Linked DNA regions of Mus musculus: region 2 is linked to region 1. The links are chromatin loops, found by intact Hi-C in ENCODE. Cell type or tissue: left cerebral cortex. All regions are shown on one strand. Links, peaks and the distances in the headings refer to the core of each region. The heading gives the core; the rest is flanking DNA.

The links. Peaks named below come from ENCODE experiments on the same cell type or tissue, not always from the same donor. Only the 100,000 strongest peaks of a DNase experiment are listed, where the experiment ranks them.
Region 2: it touches region 1 in a loop (4-fold over the local background); 31 of 42 quality-filtered maps call a loop at or near these places.

The regions. Positions count from the first base shown.
Region 1 is chr3:51,353,903-51,364,553 of GRCm38, reverse strand. It overlaps n-TPtgg7 (a tRNA gene), which reads right to left and starts at 6,200; the gene lies at 6,129-6,200. It overlaps n-TPagg5 (a tRNA gene), which reads right to left and starts at 5,147; the gene lies at 5,076-5,147. In left cerebral cortex, for the core only: no CTCF peak of the experiment used is centred there; DNase peaks (open chromatin) are centred at 3,188, 5,156, 5,609 and 6,212; H3K4me3 peaks cover 1,161 bases.
Region 2 is chr3:51,285,165-51,295,815 of GRCm38, reverse strand. The region is part of intron 4 of Elf2 (E74-like factor 2); the gene reads left to right. Among named protein-coding and RNA genes, the nearest start is that of 4930577N17Rik, 14 kb to the right of the region's middle. In left cerebral cortex, for the core only: a CTCF peak has its summit at 6,522 (motif pointing left); a DNase peak (open chromatin) is centred at 6,506.

The DNA.
Region 1 (10,651 bases), core at 1,833-9,832:
ACAAAAAGACGGAGGAGAAAAGAAGGTAGAAGAAGGAAAAGAAGGAAGAGGAGGAGAAAGAAGGAAAAGAAGAAGGAAGAGGAGGAAGTAGAAGGAGGAAGAGGAGGAGGAGGAAGAAGAAGGTAGAAGAAGGAAAAGAAGGAAGAGGAGGAGGAAGAAGGAAAAGAAGAAGGAAGAGGAGGAAGTAGAAGGAGGAAGAGGAGGAGGAGGAAGAAGGTAGAAGAAGGAAAAGAAGGAAGAGGAGGAGGAAGAAGGAAAAGAAGAAGGAAGAGAAGGAAGTAGAAGGAGGAAGAGGAGGAGGAGGAAGAAGAAAGAAAAGAGAAAGAAGGAAAATAGGTGTGTTCGCAAGTTCCAACACCACATGGAGAGATGCCATTACTTGTATCTGTTGTTCTGGCATAAGAGCCGTGCTGGGCACAGTGGCATAGACATGGTAACTACCTTACTTAGTAGTGCTGGCCACAGCGGTGTAGATGGGGTCGACCTTACTTAGCTCTCTTCATCTGAAGTCTTTTATAGGAGCTGTCTGGCATCTTCACAGGCCACACACCAAGCTGAAGAAAGAAAGGCCTTCGGGTTGAGCAAATAACCTCTAATCTTTCTAGCTCCTTTAAAGTTGCTGTAATTTCAGCATAGACTTCCAGGTAGTCAGTACAATTTGATATTTATAGGTCGACTCAGAGCCGGAACTTTCTAGGTTCCCAGGGGGCCACTCACAAACGGCGGTCTTGACATTTTGCACTCTCAGGTGAAATTCTGCAATGGCGGCGTGCAGGGTGAGCACCAGCAGTGTGTCCACCCCCAGTAGATTCTCCTGCTGAGAAGAAGTTCACTCAGGGTTTACCCTTGGAGAGAGACAATTGCTATCACTGCGACTTACTGTGTAAACTTATGCCAACTTGACACACAGGATAGAGTTATCTGAAGGAGGGAAATGAGAAAAATGCCTCCATATGACCCAGATGTAAGCTATTCTCTCTCTCTCTCTCTCTCTCTCTCTCTCTCTCTCTCTCTCTCTCTCTCTTTCTCTCTTTCTCTCTCTCGGTTTTTTAAGACAGGGTTTCTCTGTATAGCCCTGGCTGTCCTGGAACTCACTCTGTAGACCAGGCTGGCCTCGAACTCAGAAATCTGCCTGCCTCTGCCTCCCGAGTGCTGGGATTAAAGGTGTGTGCCACCACGCCCGGCTCTCTCTCTCTTTTTTAATGATGTATTTATTTTATGTATATAGGTACACCATTGCTCTCTTCAGACACACCAGAAGAGGACATCAGACCCCATTGCAGATGGTTGTGACCCACCACATGGTTGCTGGGAATTGAACTTAGGACCTCTGGAAGAGCAAGCAGTCAGTGTTCTTAAGCAATGAGCCATCTCTCAAGCCCTAAGATATTTTCTTAATTAGTTATTGATGGGAGAGGGCCCAGCCCACTGTGGGTGGTTCCATGCCTAGGCTGGTGGTCCTGAGTTTTATAAGAAAGCAGGATGAGCACACCATGAAGAGTGAGCCAATGAGCAGCACCATGGTGGTCTGAATAAAAATGGCTCCATAGACTCAAGGGCTGGCACTACTGCGAAGTGTGGCCTTGTTGGAGGAAGAGAGTCACTGATGGGTGGGCTTTGTGGTTTTAGAAGCTCAAGCAAGGCCTATTGGTTCACTGTCCCTTCCCTGGCTTCCGATCCAGATGAAGAACTCTCAGCTCCTTCTCTAGCACCATGTCTGCCCACATGCCACCATGCTTCCTGCCATGGTGATAATGGACACTGCAAGCCAGCCCCAATGAAATGTTTTCCTTCATAAGAGTTGCCGTGATCACGGTGTCACTACATAGCGATAGAAACCCAAACTAAGACAAGCAGCCCTCCGTGGCCTCAGCTTCAGCTCCTGCCTCTGGGATCCTCCACTGTCTGAGTTCCTGTCCTGGCTTCCCTCAAAGATAAACAGCTGAATAAACCCTTTCCTCCCCATCTTGCTTTCTGGTCATGGTGTTTCACTGCAGCAGTAGAAACCCTAACTAAGACACAGGCTTAGTCCTTATCCCCTGCACCATCCCAAGATCCCAACTGCTGCCATTGCTCTTGGCACTTTGGGGTCACTACAATGCTCCAATAGCCACTGAGCCAATAAACCTGCAATTCAACAGGGAGCCTCTACACACCATGTGGGCTCTGTGGCAGGCGGACACTAAATCAGAAGGATAGTGGAGATCGTCTCTTTGTCCATAAAGGGGGTGTGGTGGCTTGAATAGCTTTGGCCCCATAGACTCACGTATTTGGATGCTTGGCCCATGGAGGAGGTGTGGCCTTGTGAGAGGAAATGTGTCACTGTGGAGGCGGGCTTTGAGGTTTTGTTTGTTTGTTTTGTTTTGTTTTTTTCAAGATAAGGTTTCTCTGTGTAGCCCCAGCTGTCCTGGAACTCACTTTGTAGACCAGGCTGGCCTCGAACTCAGAAATCTGCCTATCTCTGCCTACTGAGTGCTGGGATTAAAGGCGTGTGCTTCCTCTGCCTGGCCTGGGCTTTGAGGTCTTAAATGCCCAGTGTGGAATCCAGTCTCCTCCTGGCTGCCTTTGCATCAAGATGTAGAACTCTCAGCTTCTTCTCCAGCACCAAGTCTGCCTGCACATGACCATGCTTCCCACCATGATGATAATGGACTGAACCTCTAAACAGTAAGCAGGCTCCTGTTTTCCTTTATGAGTTGCCTTGGTCACGGTGTCTCTTCACAATAACCCTAACTAAGACAGGGGGTACAGTAAAGGGGGTTTCACCTGGGACTACATATCTCTCATCCCTTTCACCCACTGGCTAGTCTCGAATTGTCACAATTTCTGTCCAGGGCCACTGTTTGGTGGTGGTGGTGGGGGTCCCATAGGTGCTGACTTATGCATTCTCCTTCCTTCTGAAATAAAGTGTGGTGCGGAGGGGTATTTTTTCATCACTTGTGTTGTACTCTCCTCCGCTTTACTGATGCTTCCCTTGGCTTCTGCATCAGTTATTCTTTTTGTAGTTATGATCAAACATCTGACAAGAAGCAGCTAAAGAAGAGAGAGGATGGAGTTGTAAACTGTGAGAGGCGTGGCAGCCGAAAGCATCGTTTGGTTGCTTACACCGCATCTATAGTCGGGAAGCAGAGAGAGGACTATAAATAAAACTTCAAGGCCTGCCCCGCAAGAACATACTCCCTAAAGGTTCCACAACCTTTCCATACAGTGCCGGCAGCTGGAGACCAAGTGTTCAAGCTTATGAGCCTATAGGGAGGATCCTATGGGGAGGAGTCTAAGGGAGGAGCCTATGGGGAGGAGTCTATCGGGAGGAGCCTATCAGGAGGAGCGCATTCCACATTCAAATCACAGGAGGTTACAAGGCTTTAGAATCCAAGGAGGGCTCCTTAGCATAGATCTAATTTGTGCTCTCTCCTTCTCGTTCTCCCTCTTCCCTCTCCCCCTCCCTCCTCCCCGTCTCCCTCCCTCTCCATCTCATGGGGCTATAAGAGACAGAAAGCCAATACCCCCATAACATCCTTCAGTTCCTACCTGGCATACCCTGCCCCCAACCCTGAACTTTCCAGCCCACGAGCTGACTGGACTGCCCTTCCCCAAAAGGCACCTCTTCCCTCTTCCCTATATTCAGCCATTTTGGTTCTCTCTCTCTCCCTCGCTCCCTCCTTCTCTCCTCTCTCTGTGCCCTTTCTCTCTTTCTCTTCCCCCTACCACCACTTCTCTCCCCTTGGTGATCTTTGTGACCAGTGAGCTCGACTGAGAGCAGCTTCGCAGTAAACCTGCCTTTAGTGTATTTTAATGTGGCTTAAACCAGCTCATGTCACCGGTGGCAGAGAAATAACTTATCAATGATATGATAAGTTTCATTTCACACCAAGCCTACTTACATAGCTAGCCTACTGGGCAAAAGCTTTGCCTTCCAAAGAGCCTTTTTCGTCAAGAAAATAGGAATTAATAACTTATTAATTAATCACTTTTCTGACTCCCAGATGTACCAGATGATATTTCAACTCTGTTTTGTTTTTTTTGTTTTGTTTTTTTAAAGTCTGAGTGCATACCTTTGATTCCCAGCATCCTAAAGACAGAGTGAATTGAAGTCCAGCCTTTTATACAGAGGAAGTTCCAGGCCAGCCAGGGTTACACAGAGAAACTCTGTCTCAAAACAAAACTAAAAACTAAACTAAGCTAAACTAAAAAAAAAAAAAACAAAACAAAAAAGTAAAACAAACAAGCAAAACCAAAACAAAGCAGGTCTTGGAGGGCTCTGTGGTCGGAAGCATTGGTGGCCAAGCCCAGGCCTGCCCCACATGGTGGACTGGTAGGAGGAAGCCAATTCTTGAAAGTTGCCTTCCACACTCTAAATACACACACACACACACACACACACACACACAGAGAGAGAGAGAGAGGGGGGGGGGATAGACAGGTAGATAATAGGTGGACAGATAGATAGATGAATAGGTTGATAGGTAGATAACAGATGGATAGATTAGATAAATGTAATTAAAATAAATAAATAAATAGCAGTGCTTGACCGGCGTGCATGAGCGCCTAGATTCTATGTCTGGTAGCAGCAAAATAAAAATAAACTGACAGCCAATGGTCTTTTCCCAGCCTGTTCTTCCCACTATAACTAAACCTAAATAAAACTTCTTGAGGGGCTGGATGGAGTCCCCCACTCTGGCGTTCTAACACGGCACTCCCTCTTCGGGCTCCAGGCTCCCCTCACCAAGTCTGGCTCCTTGCGAGGACCACCTGAGTTCCAGCCCCAGGGGCGCACACCGCGGAAAAGGAAAACTGACTTCCTCAAAGTGCTCTTTGATCTCCCCAGTGGCGTTGCCCCAACCCCCAATAAGTAATAGAATAAAACATAATTTAATTTTCAAAAATGTTAAAACTCTAGCCTCCTGAGCCAAGCGCTGTGGTTGGAAGTGCAGGCCGAAGTCTGAACCACCTGTGACTGGAGACTCAACTCTTTCTAAGAGCAGAGTTTTAGTTCTTTTAAAAGATAATTTGTTGCCAGTTAAATCTCCGGAATACAACTGAGGTCAGGTTTACGTTGTATGGGAGATAAAATTGGGCTCGTCCGGGATTTGAACCCGGGACCTCTCGCACCCTAAGCGAGAATCATACCCCTAGACCAACGAGCCACGTAAGGCACTCTCTCTGATTCACTTTATGACCGTTGAGGCGTCTTGGGGCGGGACCTGACAGTCTGAGCTGGAAGTAGAGTCGGATTTCAAACCCGCCCTGAAAGGGTGAATTCAAAGACTGTAATTTCAGAGGAACTCCACCATTCTGGTCCCTTTCCACCACTAGCAAAGTGAGGAGCAGTCAAAGACCCGCCAGTGTCGAGTTCCCTTGATCTTGGCCCAAGGAACCACTTGGTACTCGGCTGACGTTTCACACTGCCCATGTGGAAGCCCGCGTTCTGAAGGTCACAGTCACTGTGCAGGACAGACGGTCCTCCGAAGATCAGGGCCGGGGTGCGTGGAGGTTCCTTGTGCGGCTGCTAGAATCTCAGAGCGGGTCAGCAGCCGACGGTGCGGCACCCTGGGGTATAGCATGTCTGGGGTAACATTTCCCGCTTGTGTTTTGCGCCTCTCTCGCCAGCGTGGCAAAACCACGATGAGAGCCCGCGATTACCTGTGTGGACCAGAGGAAGGTGCGAGAGCCACCGCCAGCCCGTGGCCTCAGGCGGGAAGAAAGGGCGCAATGCAGATGGTGCAGGTGGACCACGCAGCGGATCGCACCCCTGGGCCCGGCCTGCGATGCTCCTCCCTCCCCTGGGACAGTCGTTGTGTCCTAGCTACTTCTGAGACACCCGGGCTTCTCTGTACAGAGTTGGGAAACCCTCTCCAAAACAGCTTTCCTTCACCTGGGAGAATCGCGTTGATCTGGGTTGAACCGGTCTCTGGGTTCTCCGGATCAAAGCCACCAGCTCCCTCCCTCCCTCCCTCCCTCTTTTTTTTTTTTTTTTTTTTTGGCAAGATCCTAGGGCTTGAGTAGTGTATTTCGCTCAAGGAGGAACTTTTTGCTCTTCTCGTCCTTGTTTTTTTGTGGCTTTAACAGGAGGAACTTGTCAACTACTTTGAGAAGATGGAGAGTAAAAGAAAAGGCAAAAAGTAGCTGGGCTCGTCCGGGATTTGAACCCGGGACCTCTCGCACCCAAAGCGAGAATCATACCCCTAGACCAACGAGCCGCTGAGGGTAGTAGGCTTTGCTTCCTCTTCAGTAGTGAGAACAAAGGACTACAGTACTACTCGTCATGTTAATCCATCGGTAGTTACTACAGATTACGCAATTCACGCTGGACTTCCAAGGTGTGCTTGGCTCATAAACGAAAGAGCTGCTGAGCCCACGAGTTTCCCATTCCCGAATGGCCTGCCTACCTGTGTAAAGTACAGACATGTAGTAGGTCGGTCTGCACTTTCTGGGCATGCTTATGTTAGAGAGCACAAAGGGAAGTGCAGAATTTACCATGTTTCAAAATGATAAATGGCTATCCAAACAAAGTACATCAAGGACCCTACCTATGCAGAATTCAAAAGAATCTTTAAAAATATAAGGTTTGGGTAAGGCGAGGAAGAAGGAACGGCTCAACGCTCGTGAAGGCTGAAGTCTCACTGCCCAGCGCGCCAGAAGGCTTGAATTCGGTTTTTTTTTTTTTTTTTTTTCTTTTGAGACAGGGTTTCTCTGTGTAGTCCTGGCTATCCCAGAACTCACTCTGTAGACCAGGCTGGCCTCGAACTCATAAATCCGCTTGCCTCTGTCTTCCAAGTGCTAGGATTAAAGGCGTGCGCCACCACTCCCTGAGCTGGAAAAGTGTTTCTTGTCCAAAACCTGCTATAACGTGGAAAAATATTTTCACTTTAATAGACACCATTCTTCTGCGATTCTAATTTGATCCCTGCAACACACGGAGTGGAAGAAGCGATCTGAGTACTGAAAGTTTTCCTCTGAAGCGCTCGTGCACACACACATACACACACACACACACACACACACACACACGTGCACACAACACAACCATAATTATTATAAAAGTTTTAAAAGGAAATTATATATGTGTGGTTTGTGATAGGCATGGTGACACTTGCAAAGCTAGGGCAAGGAGGACATAGGGCGTTAAGGTCATATCAAATTAGAGGCCAGCCTGTAACACAGTGGCATCTGTGGGAATGGAGGGTGTCTGGAAGCTGGCATGATGGAGAGAGGCAGCCACACCCACCAGGGAAACCTGGCTATTCATTCACCTGGGCCCCTGCTTCTCATTCATCCTGTTTCCACCGGAAGGAAGTCAAGAGCAGAGCCTAGCTCACCATGCTTGTCTGTTGCTGACCGTGAACTACATTCCTCAAGCTTATCTGAACACTCTTCTCCCTCAGAACGTGAGATACGGTGGCTCAGGGGAAAAGCACTTGTCTCCAAGCTGGAGTTAGACTCCCAGGACTCCCACTGTGAAAGGAGGGAACTGACCTCCACACACAATCTGGGGCGCACAGTCACACCCCACCTTCAAACAAATAAACAATTATAAAAAGATGGCAACAATTATATAATAAAACAGGTGATACGCTCTAATTAGAAAGCAAGCAAACCTGATTTTTTTTTTTTTTTTGACCTAGAAAAGGGTTTTGAGGGCTAGGGAGATGGATCCGTGAGTAAACTGCTTGCTGGACAAACATGAAGATCTACAGTCAGTCCCCAGCATCTGCATAAGAGATGGGCAGAGCCGGACACATCAGCGTCCCCCGTGTTGACAGCAGGGACAGATGCTCTGGGCTCAATGGTCAACCAGCCTACTGTCAGGTTCAGTGACAGACCATGTTTCAGAAAAGGAAGTATAGAAACAAACTGTGGAGAGGGGAGATGGTGGCCCATGGCTTTAATCCCAGCACAGAGGCTGGCAGATCTCTGTGAGTTCAAGGCCAGCCTGGTCTCCAAAGTGAGTTCCAAGATGGCCAGGGCTATACAGAGAAACCCTGTCTTAAAACAAACAAAGAAAACTACAAAGATGTGCACACCCCACACCCAGGCCTGTTCCCAAAATAGAAAGGAAGGAAGGAAGAAAGGAAGAAAGGAAGAAAGGAAGAAAGGAAGAAAGAAAGAAAGAAAGAAAGAGAGGAAGAAAGAAAGAGAGGAAGGGAAGAAGGGAGAAAGGGAGGAAGGAAGGAAGGAAGGAAGGAAGGAAGGAAGGAAGGAAGGAAGGGAGAGAGGAAGAAAGAAAGAGAGGAAGGAAGGAAGGGCAGACTGTGGAAGACCCACATGTTCCTCATGGGAGAAGGCACCCATGATACCTGTCTCTGTCTGTCTGTCTGTCTGTCTGTCTGTCTGTCTGTCTGTGTCTCTCTGTATCTTACACACACACACACACACACACACACACACACACACACACACACACCTAAATCAGGACTACTGAGAACTGAAAAGGTATTAAGGTAATCCCAGCATTCAGGAGGCTGAGATAGGAGGACTGAGTTTGAGGCCAGCCTGGCCTATGTAGTGCTCCTTGTTCAATCCTTTATAAGCAAACAAGAGAGGCCTCATTACTATCTTCCTTTTGCAGATGAGAACACTGAGAGAGAACACAGACAATGTGAACACATGTGAGGGCAAGAGATGCCAGCTCACATCTACCGGGTGCCAACACATGCATGAAGTGTATAAAACATGTATTAACTCATTTCACTTTCACTCTAATTGTAAAGGGTGTACCACGGCATGGTGTAGGCCTATGAATCTCAGCACTCAGGAGGTTTACCAGAAATCTAAGGTCAGCCTGAGTGGGCTCCAGGATGAGCGTTCCAGGCTACAGCCAGATCTACAGAATAGAGACAGCGTCACTCACAACAAAAGACAACAGGCACAGACGAGGTTTACACGGGAAGTGCTATGACTTTACGGATTAGCTGACTTCATCCTTCAAACAGGCTTATTACCTTGGCCTCATTATTATTCCCTTTTTGTAGACATAAGTGGAGATGAAAAAAACAAAACAAAACAAAACACAACAGGTGATTAAGTACTTCAGCAAGGTTATATACATCTTAGTAAGCGGTGGTGCTGAGAACTGAACAATTTCGTTTATCATCAGAGTCTACGTCTTAATCACTCTTAAATCTATTTTATGTACTGTAGAATCCCATTATAAATGCTTTTAGAATGCATTGACTCAATTGCATTGCATGCTCTAAGAGGAGAGAGGAACTTTTTTTAAAAAGATTTATTTACTTATTATATGTAAGTACACTGTAGCTGTCCTCAGACACTCCAGAAGAGGGCATCAGATTTCGTTACGGAAGGCTGTGAGCCACCAGGTGGTTGCTGGGATTTGAACTCGGAACCTTCAGAAGAACAATCGGTGCTCTTAACCACTGAGCCATCTCGCCAGCCCCAGGAGAGAAGAATTTAAATGGATCAGCAATCTTATCATATGTCTAAAATTAAAGTGTATTGGCCTTGTGACTCTGCTTTGAAGATTTTTCGGTAAATAGGGCCTCTCCATTCAATCATTATCTGTCTATCTATCTGTCCATCCATCCATCCATCCATCCATCCATCTATCTATCTATCTATCTATCTATCTATCTATCTATCTACCTACCTACCTACCTACATACAGTATGAGTGTATGACTGTTTTCCTTGCACATATGTCTGTGCACCATGTATGTGCCTGATGCCTAAGGAGATCAGAAGAGCATGCTGAATCCTCTGGAACTAGAGTCACAGACAGTTGTGAGCCACCATGTGGGTGCTGGCAACCAACTCAGGTCTCCTGTGAGAGCCGTAAGGGTTCTTAACTGCTAAACCGTCTCTCCAGGCCTCTGGAGTCAGAGCTTTTCTTATGGGCTGTGACTGTGATGCCTTCAATCCTGCAGGAGAGTGTAGGCCAGTAAATGAGTACCTTCTTAAGACATTTGCAGTGGTTGTTTTGAACATAACCCATCCACCCCCACCCCACCCCCAGCTTGCTGACTTTGGAGTCTGAGATTTAAGGCTGCTGATTACAACAATTCCCAACTATGTTAAAATACAGTGTCGGTGGGTAAGCAAAACCCAAAATCTGTGGTGAGTTCAAGGGTTTGAGGGGTGTGTTGGAAACTCAGAAATGCTTTTTTTTTTCTTTCTTTTCTCAAGACAGGGTTTCTCTGTGTAGCCCTGGTTGCCCTGGAACTCACTCTATAGACCAGGCTGGCTTGGAATTCAGAAATCCGCTGCCTCTGCCTCCCGAGTGCTGGGATTAAGGGCATGCACTTTTTTTTTTTTTAAAGATTTGTTTATTTAATAAATGTGAGTACACTGTTGCTCTCATCAGACACGCCAGAAGAGGGCATCAGATCCCATTGCAGATGGTTGTGAGCCACCCTGTGGTTGCTGGGAATGAAACTCAGGACCTCTGGGAGAGCAATCAGTGCTCTGAACCTCTGAGCCATCTCTCCAGCTCCCACAGAAATGCATTGTGGATGTAACATTTGAGTGTTTGATTCTAAAGAACAAGTAGCTCTGACACACAGGACAAGGGAGAAAGGCTGTCCTCTGCAAGGGCAGCTGGGTGGGGAGGTTCGAGATGTGACCAGTGAGGAGCCATTTGTGCCCCAGACTCCATCAGGACAAATCTCGAGGGCTGAAGAGATAGCTCATCTGGT
Region 2 (10,651 bases), core at 1,853-9,852, 69 kb after region 1:
TGATGGAGCGCCACTCTCTTTGCTGAATTGGAGGGGTTATGTAGGAACATTATTTTAGTCTTTTGGGCTAGGAAGCCCAAGTTAATGTTTTTCTTTTGGTTTTGATATCTATAAATAAAAGTTGTCTTGAAACACTTTTCCTACTTTTCAACACTTTATACTATACACGTAGGCGTTACTGGCACGGAGAGACAGTGTTTGGGGCCTCATGTCATACTGAGTGCTGGGATTAAAGGTGTGTGCCACCACTGCCTGGCATATGATGGAATAAAAAAAAAAGCAACATACAAAATTTAAAACATAGACAAAAATATCAACACATGCCCACTGAGTTATTATGGGTGTTGTAAACCTTGGCAGGATTGTACATCTCCTGTACTCTCCTGATTACTCTTGCATCGTGGTTCCCATAGTAACCATGGGGGTGGGGTCACTGCTGCTCTAGTGTGAAATCCTACATGGTCATTTAGTTGCCAAAAAGAAGTGAGCTTTTAGTTCTTACTAAATTACTTGTAGTTTCTTACAAGGATGGGGAATAAAAAACGTGATTTAGTACAATAACCATACACTCATCAGCCTGAAGTAACTGATAAGATGTATGCTAAGCAATGTGCATGCATATTAAGAAGAGTGCTTGCTAAAAAATACAGGAAACTGGATGAGACACCTACCATTGTTCACTCAGGTCATTTTTTAATAGGGATATCTATCTATCTATCTATCTATCTATCTATCTATCTATCTATCTATCTATCATATATATGATAAAATAATCACTTGAAGCAGGGGAGTACCGAAATGAACAGGGACTTGTGACATCCTATTTAAAATGATAACTTCATACAATAGTGTTGTGAACTAGCATGCCTGCATGTGTATTCTTTCTCCCAACTAGGATGCTCTTCTGTGAAAATGAAGGGCCATTTATCCCAGTATTCACACTTAACTGCATGTTAGCTTTCTTTGCTGGCGTATGCAGATGTTCCTGGCATCTGCCTTACATATGTCTGTCTTTGCTCATAACAGATGCTGGACCACACTTGCTGTGTGAGGCCCCCTTTGGGGTTAAGATTAGGACTTAAGTATATTCTAAGTTGATGGTTTAAAGCTTCATTTTATTTTGACACCTGCAGAATTAGTTTTATTACTGGCTTGGGGTAGCTTTTCCTTCCATTATTAAAGTGGCATTTCTCTGACTGTAAGTTTTTCTAACTTTTGAAGTGGTGGGTGTGTACAGTGCTCACTAGAAAGGATAACAGCACTGGCAGCAGAGGTAGCTCAGCGGTTGTGTGTTTGCCTGCACATGAAAGGCTTGTTTGGGATGCTCCCTGCTGTGAATGAGAATGGCCCCAGGAGGCTCAGATATTCTAATACTTGGTACCCAGGTGGTGGAACTTCTCTGGGAGGATTAGAAGGTGTGGCTTTGTTGGAGAAGGTTCGTCACTAGGGGTGCTTTGAGGTTTCAAATGACTCATGTCATTCTGAGTCTCTCTGCCACATGATTCTGTCTCAAGATGTGAGACAGAATCAGCTGTCCTAGGGCCATGTCTGCCACCATGCTTCCCACAGTGATGGTCATGGACTCTTTCTTACCCTCTGAAACTATGCAATCTTGTCTTGGTCGCAGCGTCTCATTTATTGAAGCAGCTGTGAATACTGTGAATACTGGCATGAAGCACGCCTGCCTGCGTGGCCCTCTGTGTCTGCTGAAATGTTCAGAAGAGTGAGTATGAATATTCCATCGAACTCACTCTGAGTCTTCTGGGACCTTCCTTAGCAAGCAGTTGTCCGTGCCATGGGCTCTCACTGTCTGTGCGTGACAGTCTGCTCTTTAAGAAAGCCAAGCTTGTTTTCAGGGCAGCGTCCATGCCATCCTCTCTGAGTTTGCTGCACCTCCTCTCTCTCACCCTGTCCTGGAGTTGGGGGCATGCTTATTAGTTAGTCTGTGTTTGTGTGTGCGTGTGTGTGTGTGTATGCATGCATGTATGCATGGATGTATGTAATTTTGAGTCAGGACCTTGGCTACCTGTCTCAGTCTAGCCTGGCACTCACTGTGTAGTTCATGGGCCTCTAACTCCTGCATACGTTCTGTTTTACTGCGGTCATTACAAAGTAGCGCTCACTCTAACTTCTACTTTGGGATAGCTATAACAAATGCAGCATAGAGTAAAAATACGCATGTAATATTGCTCAGAAAGTCACAGGTGAGCTGGATGTGGTGGGACACACCGTTAGCCCCAGCACTCAGGAGGCAGAGGGTTCGAGGTCAGCCTGGTCTACAGAGCGAGTTCCGGGATAGCCAGAGCTACAGAGAAACCCTGTTTCAAAAAAACAAAAACTATAACAATAAAAGACATGTTGAACTTCATTTAAAAGCCAGTGAAGTGTTGTTCTTAATTCTCATCCATGTATTTGTTTACTTTTTTATATTTACTTGTGGGTGTGCTAATGCCCCCACCTTGGTGCATGTGTAGAGGTTAGAGGGCTCTCTTTCCATCTGGAAATCCGGGAGATCAAACTCCAGTTGTCAGGCTTTGTCTTAAGTGCCTCTATCTACTCAGCCACAGGCTGGCTTTGTTATTTTAACTGCCCCTAAACATTTCATCAGGCTCTCTTCCTCTACATCAGAAGTTCTCAACCTGTGGGGTTTAACCCTTTCACTGAGAGCAGAGTAAAACAGGTATTTATATTATGATTCATAGCAGCAGCGCACTTACAGTTATGAAGTTGCAACAAATACAACTTTATGGTCGGGGTCACCACAACACGAGGACTGTAGTAAAGGTTGAAGCATTAGGAAGGTGCTCTGCATTCTACTGTGGATCTATTCTTTTTTCTCACTAATAACTAATATGTCCGGTAGGTGCTAAAGAGGTGGCTCAGCAATATTGATTGGCTATACCCTTCCAAAGGATCAGTGTTGGATTCCCAGCACCCACATGGTGGCTCACAGCCATCTGTAACTTCAGTGTCAGGAGATCCAATGTGGTCTTCTGACCCCCAAACATGCAGGCAGAATACTTATACATACAAGATAACCATTAAAATATGTCATAGGCATAAAAAACATTAAAATGTGGTATGTACTAAGTTCAACTGTGCCATATATTAATTACACATTAAATGCAACCTTATGATGCCTGATCCAGGTGTGTTCTCTCTCTCTCTCTCTCTCTCTCTCTCTCTCTCTCTCTCTCTCTCTCTCTCTCTCATACACACACACACACACACACACACACACACACACTCACACACACTCCATGCGGTTTGTCAAAGAGGACAACCTGTAGGTGTCAGTTCTTCCATTCACCATGTGGGTTCCAGGTCTTGGTGGTCCGCACCTTTAGCCCTGCCTAAGCCATCCTTCTGCCCTCTTCTTTCCTTTAAAAGCCCTTCATTACTGTTGTGTTTCTGTATGTGAGCACGCGTGTGCCATGAAGCAAGTGTAGAGGTCAGAGGACAACTTTCAGGAGTCAGTTCTCTCCTGCTGCGGGTTCTGGGAGTCAGACTCAGAGAGCCACACTTGTATGGCAAGTGGTTGTAACCCTTCAACCGTCTTTCCAGTCCCCCCCTACCTTGGCATTGCACTGAGGGTCTCACACATCTAAGCAAGTGTTCTACACTACAGCTACAACACTAAAGCCCCCAGCTCTGCTTTAAGTGGTGGGAAAAAAAAACAAAACCCAAAACAACCTCTCATGTATTGTGCTATTTTTTCATGTCATTTAGTTTCATTGAATCTTATATTGTTTTTTTCCCCCATCTGTATGACAAAACATCTTTTTTGAAAACCATTGCTTTTCAAATCTGAGCACATATTAGAATTATTTGAAGGGCTTGTAAAAATACAGACTGCTAGGATAGAATTTTTTGTTTTTCAAGATGAGGTCTTGTTATATTTGTTACTTAGGCTGGCTACATTTGTGAGGTCAAATGGTCCTCCTGCCTCAGCCTTCCTGGTACATTGGGCCACAGCTGGTCACCATCATACCTGGTGCGCACGTTTCTGGTTTAATGGGTCTGTGGCTTGGCTTGACATTTTCAGTCTAATAAGTCTAAGTGATACCAATGTTGTTGGTCACAGGAGATGTTTTCATAATCTCCTTTGACTGCGGGAACGCAGTAATCATTGTAGTTCCTTATTCTGATACAACTACTATAGTAATGGGGTATGTGTAAAAGATATTACAATTCTTTTGTGTCCTGGAAAGAATACAATGCATTACTAACCTTAATTCTTGAATAAGAGCTGTTGTGATAGCTTGGGGACTAAAGGTGCTTGACCCCGCACTTGCAGATGTGAGTTTGATCCTTAGAGCTCACATGACAGAAGGAAAGAACTGTCCCTGAACGTTGTCTTTTTACCCCCACACTTGGACTGTGGCATGGGCGCCTTTCCAATATGCAATAAATACATGGAAAGGAAGTGATAAAGCCAGGTACTACTTAACGCGTGGGCTGCAGTGACAGACAGGATGAGCAGTTTCTGCCTTTGGGGACTTGATGTAGAGAACGTGTAAGCTCATCATACTTCGAAGCTTTTTGTCACAAATCAGATTATGTAACAACGGACAGTCTTCCTTACATAATATTTAGAAACAGACTGAAGTAGGCTGGTGGGTCGTTGTTCTCAAGCAGTGGAGACCAAATGCCTTGTCCTGTCCCCTTACAGTTGAGATGCTTAATCTTAGTGTAGGCCACATTAAACTTTGTCATTAAAGCCAGGCATGGTGCGCAGGCCTTTAATGGGAGCATTTGGGAGACAGGTAAATCTCCATGAGACTGAGGCTAGCCTGGTCTACAGATTGAGTTCCAGGACAGCCAGGGCTACATAAAGAGACAGGAGAACAAAGGTTTAAAAAAAAGAAAGAGAAAAATGAATACATTTTACTGTTGAGGACATGGATGACAGGTAATTTCTTTAGGGGCAGAGAAGCTAGTAAGTCAACGTCGGATAAGCTAACGTCCTAAATGCCATCTGTGTGTGTCTGTGTGTGAGTGTGTGTGTGTGTGCGCGTGCGTGCGCGTGTGTGTGACTGTAAAGGTGTTCCTACCTTTCTCTTACCTTTCTCCATCCTTTCTCTCTTTCCCCTTTCTCCCTTTAGATCATTAAAGGGAGTTTTAATTGCACATAGGATGAAGTTCAGTTGACGATTATTACCGTTCTGTGCAGTGCTGGCTGGGAGTTAAACTCAGGCCCCATCAATGCAGTTCAAGCATTCTACAGCTAAGCCGACCTGGGGTTTTTGTTGTTGTTGATGTTGCTTTTTGTCAGGTTCCTTCTTGCCTTGGCTTCTGACTTCCAAGTGTGGGATAATGTGTCACTATTGCCTGGAATTACTTTAGGAACTGAAGACACTGAAATTTGCCTCCTTTCATATATTTAAAAGTAATAAGGGCAAACAAAACTGAAAAGCAACAACAAAAATAATAACAAAAACCCCAACAAAATATATACAAAGTTTCATTATTATATTGCTAGGAATAGTTCTGAGGATTTTATATACTAGCATAATTTACTCTCAACAACACCATGCTGAATAACGTCTGAGTGTAGAAGCAGGTATTTCAACTCAGAGTTAGCAGGCTCCAGAGCCCACCTTCAAGCATCTGTGAAGAGTTGTAGTATCACACTCCCTCTCGACACACAAACACACATACTGACTTTTAACTGCTTCTATTAAGTTCTGTTGGGTGTTGGGCTGCAGAGATTGCCCAGTGATTAAGATCCTTGACGGTTCCTCCAGCAGACCCAGGTTTGAGTCAGCCCTTGGATAGTGGCTCAAACATCTTAACTCCAGTTCCAAGGCATCCACTGCCGCCTTTGACCTCCACACCCACTACTTGAAAGGTGGTGCACAGAAACAAGCAGGCTAAACACATCTCACACACAAGAAATAATTTATGTATACACACACACACACACACACACACAAATCAAAAAAGCAAGTCTTTAAAAGGTTCTACTAGGTCATGATATACTCTAGTTTTTTAAGTATTGATTTTATGTGTATGAGTGTAAGTCACATGCTGAAGGTTACTTTGGACGTCAGAAGAGGGCATTGGCATTGGCTCTCTGGGAGCTGGAGGTGCACACAGATGGCTGTGAGCCACCTGATGTGTGTGCTGGGAACCAAAGTGGGGACCTTCGGAGGAGCAGGGATTGCCCTTAATGGCTGAGCCATTTCTTAGCCCCAACATAATCTGCTCCTAGAACAGACTGCCTTCCATCTTTCATTTCCTCCTTTGACATTTTTCCTTACCGGTTAGCATCGACAGCTTTGAGATAAACTAGGTAGTAAATACTTCCCCAAAATTCAAACCACGAGAAATGGTTTGGACTTTTTGGGAATGTGAAGATAGTGTAAATTGGATGGTTTTGTGCAGAGGAGAAAGAAAAATGTGGAGACTGTGAGTGAGATTTTGGGAGTGAGAAAGGTTGCGTGCATTGGCTCTACAAGTCGCTGGCTGTAAGTTAGCCAAATTGATTCAGTCTGGCTGTGGTTTGGTGCCATCTGGTGGTGCGTTTGTGCTTTTATAGGCCTTTGTTGTCTGGAGTAGCAGATGGGAAACAATTACAGCTTTTTGTTTTTCTTTTTGTTCTTTCTGAGCTAGGGCCTCAGGTAGCTCAGGCTAGCCTCAGACTCTCAATGTAGTAGAGGATTATTTAAACTTCTCACCCTGCCTCCCCTTCAGTTCTCAAGTGTGGATTACAGGCACGAGCCACTCTGCTCAGCTCTTAATTTAAGAGCATTGGCTCTAAGACTCCCTCTCCGTCAGTAATGACATCCATGGGGGAACCTGTAATCCCAGTACTTGGGAGGCTGAGGCAGAAGGATTGTGAGTTCAAGACCAGCCCAGGTTACAGAGTGAGATCTTGTTTTAACAAATAAACCTCACTGCCGCTCTAGTTCCTTATGAAACAGCAGTGTTCTGAGTAGCTTTCTCCACTCTGAGTACCTGCATCATGTCATTCTAACAGCTAGTAAACAGTTGTTCTAAGGAAGAGGGCTGTCATGGTCAGTACCAATGCTATCCCCTCAACAAGTTTCAGTTTATAGGTGGTGAACTCAAGGACTGGAAGTCACTGGATTCATAGGGAACAGCTGACTCAGAGAACTTTTACCCAGCTATATTATGTTTGCATATATTTGATTGAACTTTCATGATTTGCTCCATAAAGTTACAGTAGGCTATTTTTTGTTCGTTTGTTTGTTTGCTTATTGAGAAGACATCAAGAACCAGGAGAGAGCACTGAGAATTTTGTGGTTTATGTAGAGACTGACAAGCTGTGCAGTTGAAGTTTGCATTCTTTAGCCGCTGCAATAGGTGGGGCTAGAAGGCTGGAAGGGATTGTGTCAAACAGTGTGAGTAAGACAAGTTGTAGCTTCAAGGTCGCATGTGCCTGTGGTCCTTACCATCCGGAGGTTGAGGCGAGATGCTCACGAGTTTGGGCCAGTGTGGGCTATGGGACACGATCAAATCAAAACCAAACAAACCCAAGAAAATGGCTTGCAAAATACTAAACTGGGGGTGAGATTAGGGAATAAGTTAATTTTTATCCAACAAATGTGGAAAATGATAGGTGTCAAAATTATAAGCAAGGATAATAGATGTCCCAAAACTGTCAAATTATATCGGTCATTAACTGTGACCTTAAACACATCTGTTCTTTATAATAGACTCAGCAAATTAGGTCAAACATAGAAACAGGTAGAAACCTAATAGATTTAAAAAAAATAAAATTTATAAAACAGATAAATATTTCAAAAAAATAATAACTGAGGGGAATGACAGTAATAAAAAGAGTTTAGGGTGAATATCTTGGATTGAGACAAGGGGGCTCTTAACACCTGGGTGAGGAGTTCTGAAATTAAATTATGGGTATTTAACAACATAGCTGTGAGGCAGCAATGAAAAACCAAGGTGTTAAACAGTTGCTATGGTTAAATAATAGTATTGGGGAGGCTACAGAGATGGTCGAATGGTTAGCAGCACTTTCCCAGAGGGCCTGAGCTCAGTTGCCAGCATGGTTCCATATCAGGTGGCTCATGGTTGCCTGTAACCCCTGCTCTAGGGGATCTGACGCCCTTGACAGAAATCTACATGCATACAGCGTATACTCACACACACAGGTGAATTAAAAAAAAAAGAATCTGGCCTGTGGTGGCAGCACATGCCTTTATCCCAGCACTTGGCGAGGCAGAGGCAGAGGCAGATGTATCTCTGAGTTCAAGGTCAGCCGGGTCTACAGAACAAGTTCCAGGACAGCCATGGCTACACAGAGAAACCTTTCTTGAAAAACAAACAGACAAACTAACAAAAAACCAAAACAATAACAATGCAAGAATGAAAGAGAAAAAGAGAGGAAGGGAGGAAGGGAGCAAGGGAGGGAGGGCGGGAGGGAGGGAGGGAGGAAGAAAAAGAAAGAAAGAAAGAAAGAAAGAAAGAAAGAAAGAAAGAAAGAAAGAAAGAAAGAAAGGAAAGAAAGAGTCTTTAAATATTTAAAAAATAAAGACTGTGGAGGTAACAGCCCTCGCACCACTCCTGGCAGCCTGGATAATGTCCAGGACTGTGAACTTCCAAACCAACCTGCTAGAAAAGTGTGTTCACCGTCTCTGCTTGGATCTGAGGCTGGTAATGCAGGAGGAAACCCGTGCATGGAACTTTAAACCTCATCAGAAACACATGGCTGGGGAGTTACAGGCCCTAGTAGCAGACTTAGTACTGCTGTTTCAACTGATATTGGCTCAAAGTGCCTTATGAGCATCTAGGCTCACGGCCACGGACAAATGCTCACTTACTCTTTTGTTGTTGTTGTTTTGTTTTGTTTTGGGTTTTTGTTTTTGTTTTTGTTTTTTTGAGACAGGGTTTCTCTGTATAGCCCTGGCTGTCCTGGAACTCACTTTGTAGACCAGGCTGGCCACGAACTCAGAAATCCGCCTGCCTCTGCCTCCCGAGTGCTGGGATTAAAGATGTGCACCACCACGCCCGGCGCTCACTTACTCTTAATGACAGAAGCTCCTCTCTGCTGTGAACTTAGAGCCCACAGCTGCCCTAGGTGCTGAGAATAAAGGATGGATGAGTGTTCAGCCCTAAACAGGACATTTCCATCACCACCTCCAAGGCTCAGAAAACACCTCGGAATGAGAAGTGGGAAGAACGCAAGAGCTGGAAAATAAGGAGAAGGGCTGTGTGCAAATTGCCACCGTGGGCCTGACACAGCGGCTCTGTCTTGAACTCAAGAAGATCAGTTACCTGCCCGAGGAACTCTACAGGACTAGACCTGTCACCAGGCAGCTGTGGATGGGGGATGGCTCTCTACCCTTCCCTGCTGCACTGCTGGATGCTGAAACGTTCTAGGAGGGGCGAGTCTTTGCTTTTAGTTGTGACCCTATCGGTGAGCCCACCGTCTTCCAATGGAAAGTTCCAACCCCAGGATCACACAGATGGCCCTGGATAAATTCAGTGGTTCACAAAATAAAACATCATTAATGTGGGAAAGGCATTTCTAAGGAGGAGGCGGCTTAATAGGAGTGGGAAGGACGTGTAATTAGAATGCAGTGTATATATGTATGAAGTATTGACAGATAAGAGAATACCTGCTGGGAAGTGTAATCAGGGCTGTGAGATGTCAGTGGGTAAAAGCACATGCTGTCAAGTCTGATATCCTGTGTTCATTCCCTGAAACCCTCAGACTCGAGGAGGGGGCTGAGTCCCCTCAGTTGTTCTCTGACCTCCACACATGTGTGGTGGCATGTGCCTGTCTCTCCCCGCAATAAAACATTCAAGGTGTAATCGAAAGAAACATAAAAATTTAGTGACACTCTTCCATGATCATAGCTTCATTTATTCCAAGTAAAGACTGGCAGGTGAAGTCCATCTAAAAATACAGTGAATTCACAGTAACGTTCCAGGGCCATTATGATGTTAGAAGAATTGTTAGTGATGAAATCACTGTGCTTAGACTGAAGGACAAATACCACGCAACAGTTTCAATGGATCCAACACACATTTGTTAAAATGTATCATCTACTGATGATACAGACTTGAAACCTCATAAGGGGTAGTACTAAAAATGTAGAGAAAATTGAGTATGATGGCCCATACTCAATACAGTAAATACCATTTACTTAAAGTAAATATCATTTGTCAGGCAATATCTTTACATGCCATTGTTACTGGAGGTCCTAGCTAATGCAATAATGCAAAGGGAGTTTATTTTGCTGTGATACAACACCTTGACCGGGACCAAAAGCAACTTGTGTAGGAAAGGGCTTATGTCCTCTACAGTACAGGTAATGTCCATCACTGAGGGAAGGCAGGACAAGGACTCAGGCAGGGCAGGGACTGAAGCAGAGCGAGTGCTGCTTGCTTCCTATTGCTTAGCTTGTTTCCTTACAATCCCAGGACCACCCACCCATCGCTGGCACTGCCTGCAACGATCTGGGCCCTCCCACACCAATCACCACAAGAAACTGTCTTACAGGACAGTCTGGTGGGGGCATTTTCTCAGTTGGTCTCTCTTCCTGACCTATGTTAACTTGATGTTAAAACTAGCCAGCACAGGAGGGACAGTCTTGAATGATGAGAATAGACAGGGTTGAGAGTATGTCTCAGCTGTAAACCACTTCCCTTGTATGCACAAAGC